Regions from separate parts of the Homo sapiens genome. Here regions 2 and 3 are each linked to region 1. The links are chromatin loops, found by intact Hi-C in ENCODE. Cell type or tissue: PC-9. All regions are shown on one strand. Region 1 has its middle 78 kb from the start of HSPA9. Region 2 overlaps CTNNA1 (catenin alpha 1). Region 3 overlaps CTNNA1 (catenin alpha 1).

Evidence for each region. A loop is a pair of places that touch in the nucleus more often than their neighbours do. Peaks named below come from ENCODE experiments on the same cell type or tissue, not always from the same donor. Only the 100,000 strongest peaks of a DNase experiment are listed, where the experiment ranks them.
Region 2: it touches region 1 in a loop (6-fold over the local background); 3 of 110 quality-filtered maps call a loop at or near these places.
Region 3: a loop joins it to region 1, with 5 times the contacts of the local background. A loop is called at or near these places in 5 of 110 quality-filtered maps.

The regions. Positions count from the first base shown.
Region 1 is chr5:138,652,393-138,654,892 of GRCh38, reverse strand. No RefSeq gene overlaps it. Among named protein-coding and RNA genes, the nearest start is that of HSPA9, 78 kb to the right of the region's middle. In PC-9, a CTCF peak has its summit at 1,162 (motif pointing left); DNase peaks (open chromatin) are centred at 262 and 1,232; H3K27ac peaks cover 621 bases.
Region 2 is chr5:138,881,000-138,883,499 of GRCh38, reverse strand. All of the region lies in intron 7 of CTNNA1 (catenin alpha 1), which reads right to left. Among named protein-coding and RNA genes, the nearest start is that of LRRTM2, 6.9 kb to the right of the region's middle. In PC-9, no CTCF peak of the experiment used is centred here; no DNase peak of the experiment used is centred here.
Region 3 is chr5:138,781,505-138,784,004 of GRCh38, reverse strand. It overlaps CTNNA1 (catenin alpha 1), which reads right to left. Exons shown (of 18, transcript NM_001903.5): 2 at 1,976-2,082; 3 at 633-828. The coding sequence starts at 2,080. Among named protein-coding and RNA genes, the nearest start is that of CTNNA1-AS1, 29 kb to the right of the region's middle. In PC-9, no CTCF peak of the experiment used is centred here; no DNase peak of the experiment used is centred here.

The DNA of each region.
Region 1 (2,500 bases):
TTCTCTGATAGAGGCTTAAAAGAGAGCAAAGCCCCAGGGCTGGGGTAGCTCAGGCCCAGGGGACCATGGGGGTGAGGCCTAGGCCACATGGAGATGGAAGCATGAGCCGGCTCATGACTGCATAAAGACTGTGGTATTGAGTGGGCTCTGGTGACTCACCACTCAGCGGAGGGGTCTGGGAGAGTGATGTCACTGTTGACACTAGAACTGCCCCATCCCTGCCCTGAGACCTTTTCTTGCCTTGCTGACTTCTTTTTGCCTCCCTTTATAGGGCAGGGCTAAGGAAGCAAGTTTCACCTTTGATGACATTTAGAACCACAATGTGGTTTTTTTAAACCGAGAATTTCCTTCCCACATCCTCACCTCCTCCTCCTCTGCCTGTCTTGTGGCGGTGGGGGGGGGGGTGTACTCATGTGCACGTGGGCATTCTCTGTCTCACACATGTGTGCACATTTCTTTTATGTATGTACAGCTCACGTGCATGCACACACACACACTCACTCACACTCACACATACTCCCACCTGCCATCTGTTTCCGTCAGTCGGGGGATCACATAAACTGGGCCTCCAAACAGTGCAGGGGGACTGGAAGGGGCTGATTCTCCCAGAGGGGGACCTGAGGAAGAATCCCTGTGTGCTCTTGTCTGCTGGCACCTCGATGCCATGTGCCTCTTCACTTCAGAGGCTGCACCCTTGAGCCCCAGTAAGCCCAGAATTTGGGTAGGAATGTGTGTCCTTGAGAAGGTGAGCTTCCAATTTCATAATCAGAGGAAAACTGGGGTGGAATTGGGTTGTGGGTTGTGGGTAGGGACAGTGGGGATATATGGAGGAAGACATAGACTAGGAGGGCCAGAGACTAGAAACTGACTTCAAGACAAATGTCATCACTGTCCCTTCTCCCACCCTCCCCCAAATTAGATGTATATTTCTTTCCCTCTACATTTTGAGAAGAGAGAAAGTTGCATCTCACTTGGTAACCAAGTCCCAGGAATCTAGCTTAAGCCGGGGCAGAGGAAGAGTTCCCAACATGAGACTGAATATTAATGCTATGTAAATCACATGCAAATGTGTTGAAAGCAAAAATAAATAGGTGGTGGGTCTTGAAAAAGGAACAATTAGACTGAGGTGAAGGCAGTGGAGGAGCCACAGCCTGGTAACAGGGTGACTTCTGGAGTCTGGGTGCAGGCTGTGCGCTCCTGCCCTCTAGAGATCCTGGCCTGCCTGTGGTTGGTAAAAAACGGTTTGTTTTGGCCATAAGCAACTAACCAACAAGTCCTTGTCAAATGCATACCTGGCCTGGTGGCAGAGGTGGATTTTCTGTGAAGCTAATGAAGCTTGGGTGGCAGTGCTCCTCATTTGCACAGGCCCCTTCGAAACCCTGCACTTAATTTCATATTCATCATCTTGTATTTTTTTTCTTAAAGAGGGCCCCCCAAATTGTATAAGCTTTGGGCTCCACAAAACCTGGGTTCACCTCTGCAGTGAAGGGGATAATTGTGTAAAATGTTGACAAGCTCTCTGTTCTTGGTTTAATTAGCAGCCTCCTTTGAAATAATCTCTGTCAGAGATGTGTCTGTGTGCACAGCTTTATGCGCCCCTTTTCCTAGGTGGAGGGAGACCCCATGGCTGCTCCTGTTTCCAAGACACCACGGTTTTCTGCCTTGAGACTGGGGCAAGAGAAGGGTGAAGGAAACTGCTTTGTTTCTAAAGGGAATGTGGCGGAGAACCCCAAGGAACAAGTATCTGATAATAAATAATAATAATCTTACCTTTGTAAAGCCTTTAAGAGTTTCCAAAGGGAATGTGTCATTTGATCTTCACAATAACCCTGAAGCAGGAAGGAAAGGTATTATGGAGATGTGTTACAGACAAGTAAACTGAGGCTCAGAGAAGTCTAATTACAATAATAATAGCTCAAAAGCACAAAGCTATTGTATCAGCAAGAACAATCACATATGTTCACTCATTTAATCTGTACAACAATTCTATGAGGTGGGTACAATTATTATCCTCATTTTAGAAACAGGGAAACTGCACAGAGAGGTTAGCCAAACTAAAGAGTAGCCCAGCCAAGATCCGAACTCAAGCAAGCAGTCTGGCGGCTGAGTCCTCGCTCTCAATCAGTACGCCACTCCAAAACCTTGTGCACCGTCATGGGCTAGACTTCAAGCCCTGACCTGTCTGACCCGTTTCTCATCACCACTAAGCACTAATATGTCCCTCTGAACCAGGAACTCAAAGCCTAGATGGAGGGGCAGGAGATTGGTGGGAAGTCCAGGTGACTGACCGTAAGGATCAGGGTCTAGTCATGGAAATGGCCCCTCAGGACAGATGAGTACCAGGGTTCCTCCTGGACTGAAAGCACAGGGCGGGAGGTGAGCCAGCAGGCACCAGCCCGCCAAGAGCCCGGGTAGACTTCTTAAAGAAGCTGGAACGTGTTGGTTCCTTTCAGGAACCAACATCTGACCACCTCTCCCCACTCCTTACTTACAGGCAAGT
Region 2 (2,500 bases), 230 kb before region 1:
AATGCAACCCACACCATGAATCTGTTAATTCTGTCTTTGTCAAACTACCCAAAAAATCAATTTGTCTTTCTTGTTATTGCAGGAAATAGAGGTTTATGCCTCATTAATCAGAAGGGGAGCAGTTTAGGAGCAGTTATTTACTAAGCCCTTTAAGTTATACTAGACAGACCATTTTAAAATCACAGTATCATTTTAGAAAAATACAGTCCAAATAGCAAGTTTAGGGTACCAATCATTTAAAATGTAATAGAGATGAGTACACATAGACACACTCACAACCTTAACACTGAGCTTGAGGAAAGTATAAAGCTTGCTCATTTTAAAACAAGATTCTGCCAGGCGCGGTGGCTCATGCCTGTAATCCTAGCACTTTGGGAGGCTGAGGCGGGTGGACAGCCTGAGATCAGGAGTTTGAGACCTTTAGCCTCAAAGCTGAAACCTTTGGTTTCAGCCTGACCAATATGGTGAAATCCTGTCTCTACTAAAATTACAAAATTACAAAAATTAGCCAGGCGTGGTGGCATGTGCCTGTAATCCCAGCTACTCGGGAGGCTGAGACAGGAGAATCCCTTGAACCCGGGAGGCAGAGGTTGCAGTGAACCGAGATTGTGCCATTGCACTCCAGCCTGGGTGACAAAGCGAGACTCCGTCTCAAAAAACAAACAAACAAACAAAAACAAGATTCTACTTCTTTTGAGATTAAAGTTATGATTTTTTATTTCTAGCATTAACTGAACAAAAATTACGTTACTCAAACATAACCTTAGGAAAAGCAACCCTGTAGCGTATAACTATTACTGGAAGTAGTGAGGAAACTTTTTACTCCAACCCTTGCCAGTTTGGAAGGGATGAAATATGTTCCTGGCATTGCTGGTGGCATCTCAAGGCACATTTTAGTCCCTAAATGAAAAGGCAAAGGTTTCCAGGTGAACCTACAAAAAAGCTACTCAACCTGACTGCACGAAACAAATATCATCCCACCATACTTCTTAGATAAAAAGTGCCCTACATTGAAAGATCCACATAACCTCTTCCGCTAAACAAAGGCTTTCTTTTCTCCTTCTTCTACACATTCTCCCTATGGAACCTGGTCATTCCTACTGCTTTAATGAACCTATGGTCACTCTGCCATCTTCCATGCTGACCCACCCACATACATTTTTGTTCTTCAGACATGCCGTGCTCTCTCTCACCTACATAAAATACTCTTCTCCCCTCCTTCCAACTCCTACCCATCGTTCAGATGAGAAACTACTTCCTTGTGGAAGCTTCTGCTAGCCAACCTCAGCCCTAAGTTCAAGTTCAGTGTCCCCACAGAATGCTACCACACCATCTCATGTTTCCTCTCAAAGACCTTCTCAAATCATACCTTAGGATAACTACCTGTTGACTTGTCTGTCTCCCATTGGACATGAATGAAATGAGAAACCAATAACCAATTAGAGACACATTTAAAAGATATAGGACTTCATGTGTAATCTGTGTGGCAAGTCATCAGTCTCTGCTTCCTTGTCACTAGTTAGAATATAAGACTTCAAATAAACCTCTGCTTTCTATCCTCATTTTAATCTAGAGTAAGCCTGAGGTGGGTAGAGGAGGGTGAAATACAGTGTTTTAACCCTTAACATTTAAGGACTGTTTAAAAAGGTAACAAACAGGAGGTCTGATTAGTTTAACAGGAAGATCTAGTTAGATAAAATACCTCCTCAGCCATTAGAAAATTCAACAACAACAACAAACAATGAATTATGGCATTTTACAAGACCAAATAAGAATCAGCATTGAAGCTTCTTCTACCCAAGACAATAAAAAAGAGAACTGGGGCTGTCATCCATACAGTAGGGACCTTCAATAAAGCAAGAGATGAAGATCTTGAGAAAGGAAGTGATAACCAAGCTGTTGCTCACAACCAAGAAGGTTTCTGAGAGGAAAGAGAACTTTAAAGAGAATTATCAAGAAAAATGTTTGAAAACTAAGGGAAACTAGCAGCTTTTAGGGAGTCAATACATGTCTTCATGAGTAGGGCTAAAAAGCTTGCTGTGGGCTGGGCAACACAGTGTCATACAACATATATTTAATGAATAACAGGAGAAGCAATTTGACCTTGGTTGTTCTACCTGGCCCACAAATGGCTGGTGGGCTCTGCCTAAGCTGAACATGTAACAAGAGTTGCTGGGAGTGCTTTAAGCAAAGCTCAACAGTAGATCAATCTTAGAATACAATGATTATATAGTCCTGTATTCCCAAATTCTTTTCAAAGAATGCCCTCTTCTTAAATTACAAAGAGCAGAACAGACACTGCAGACATACACAGACAAACGCAACAAGCATCAAGACGAGCTCTCAAGGAGGACAGTCTTACCTCACTGCTCTCTCCAGCCTCAGGAAGCCCCTTTCAGCAATGTGCAATACAAGGAGGAATCAACATCTCAACTGCAGACGGAATGCTGACATGCTGCTATAAACCGTACAGAGTAAGAAATGATCTTGTTCTCTTTGG
Region 3 (2,500 bases), 130 kb before region 1:
AATTTTTCTAGCATTAATTATTAGTAAACTGTGGATTACCATTTTACTTTTTATCAATTCTGAATTTCCCAAAACATGATTCCTTTATACCCAGATTTATGTCAAGCTCCAACCAGTTCAAATATGCATGGCTGATTTAACATACTATTCTGACACAATAGGACAATTTCTAGAGTATTTTCAGAGTAGGTAGATATTTTTCCATTTTATCACACCCATCTCTTCAGCATGAACTAAAAAGAAGTATTACACAGGATGAAAAGTAAACTTCGGTCCCATTTCTTTCCTATCAATTTGTGTTACAACATTTCTAAGACTTAACTATTACTTGAAATACCCAAGAGAAGTGGATTCAGATTCTCCAGATGTCCCTCTGCAAGCATCTCTCATGATTAAAATGAGCCAGTCCAACTTAATACATCTCCAATAACTAAGTTACTGAGCAACTGGCAAGCATAAGAATGAGAATTAAAATATGAGCCAGTCCAACTTAATACATCTCCAATAACTAAGTAAGTTACTGAGCAATTGGCAAGCATAAGAATGAGAATACTGACCACAAAAAAAATCTTCAAACACTGATTTTCTAGAAAGGCCTGCCTCTCTTTACCTAAAAAGCAGTAATGACCTACCTTGTTTTCGAACATCTTCTACAGCAGCCACAAGCTCCTCCTTGAGAAACTGGCTCTCCTTCGCAATTTTATCCCCCTTCTCCAAGAAATTCTCAGTTGCTTGTTCAACAGATGCAGCCAAAACATGGGCCTTCTTAGAACGACCTCTCTTCTTATTAGAGGGCCCTTTACTATTGGTGTTTACAAGGGTTGTAACCTAAAAGTTTCATTTTTAACATTAAACTGGAGTCAATTAAAATGACAAACTAATATCTTTAAAGACAGCAAGATTAAGTTATTCTTTTAAAAAATCACATGAGATTCCACTGAACATTAACATACAATTCCCCATATTTAAGATATACAGCAATGATGCTATATTTAATTTCCAAAATAATTCAGCTTTCTTAATGTGTACAGAGAATTATTTAACACATATTTTAATTTCTCAAATATGATCATTAGGTTTTTAGTTTGATTTTACAAATTAAAAAATGATTAGAGACAAGTTAGATGTCTCTACTATATGTCACCAAGATGTTCCAGAAAGAGGTTAACAATGAACTTAGCTTTATCTGGAGATCACACTGCCACTGTTTTCAAACTTTGCAAAACATTTTAAGATAATTTGCTTCTGAAGTCTTTTGACAGTTTATTCACACAAATCTCAGCAATTAGTAAAGGTCCCAATAAACGAATGATTGCCCAAAGAAGCCTACAGTGATGACGCTTTATGTCTTAGAACATTACCATCATTAATACACATAATACCAGATTATCTCTAGGTTAAAGATGATGAATATATGTTATAGTGTAAATTTGCCAAACAAGACTCATTTTCTCTCTCTCTCTCTGAATCTCTCACATACAAACAATAGACATACTATTGTAAAACACTAAAAGTACACAGCTAGTTGCTAACAGTTTATGAACTACCCTAACATTGTGACATTTGTAGCATACCAAACCTAAACCCTCAAGTTGAATTACCTGCTAATTAATCCCACACAATGAAAGGTGTGTTAAGCAGAGTGAGAGACCTTAACAATCAAGGATCCAGACTCCACCTTTCTTGGGTTTCCCCTCTGAAGAAAGGTGAAGTATCTGCAAAGCACAAACATTTGCAAAGTTGCACTACATACCATGGACCCGTTACTAGCAATAAGACTGAAGAAAACGACAGCAGCAGCGTTCTCAAGGGTTAACTAAACCCATGCATCAATATTCAAATCATCTAAGAACTGTCACCTAAACTCAAGTACTGGAATTAAGGCTTTGAACTAAATAACCTTGCTCTTATGGTTGTTACCCAGGCCTGTGCTATAGAACCATGTTACAATGTATTTGTGTTTTCAGATTCTTACCTGTGTAACAAGAGGCTCCAACAGTCTCTCAACTGCCAGAGTCCTGATCTCTAGACTTTTAGGATCCCACTTGAAGTTTATGTTGCCTGCATGGACAGCAGTCATTTCTAAATAAGAAACAAAAAGTCAGTCAGGCAAACATCAAACACAAACATGAAATATGTAACAAATCTTCTCCTACTTTGGGACTTTTGCATCAGGAAAGCTATATTCACTATAGATGAAAAAATTCTAACTAGCCTACACATGAAGACCCAGTAAACCTTACAACCTCTTAATATTTAATGATTTCAGGCTTACAAATAGGAGGGGTACTACAAGAGGGCATTCCCAAACACACAGAATGTTTCCCTTTGGGCTTCTCTAGCACCAAGACTTCCTACCTCAGTTCCTACTCACTTTATCTGCCCCACCTTTAGAAACAAGATGAAAAGCTAAAGTGAATGAAAGCTACTTTCTTTTTTTTTTTTTTTTTGAGACAGAGTCTTGCTCTTTCGCCCAGGCTGGAGGGCAGTGGTGGATCTC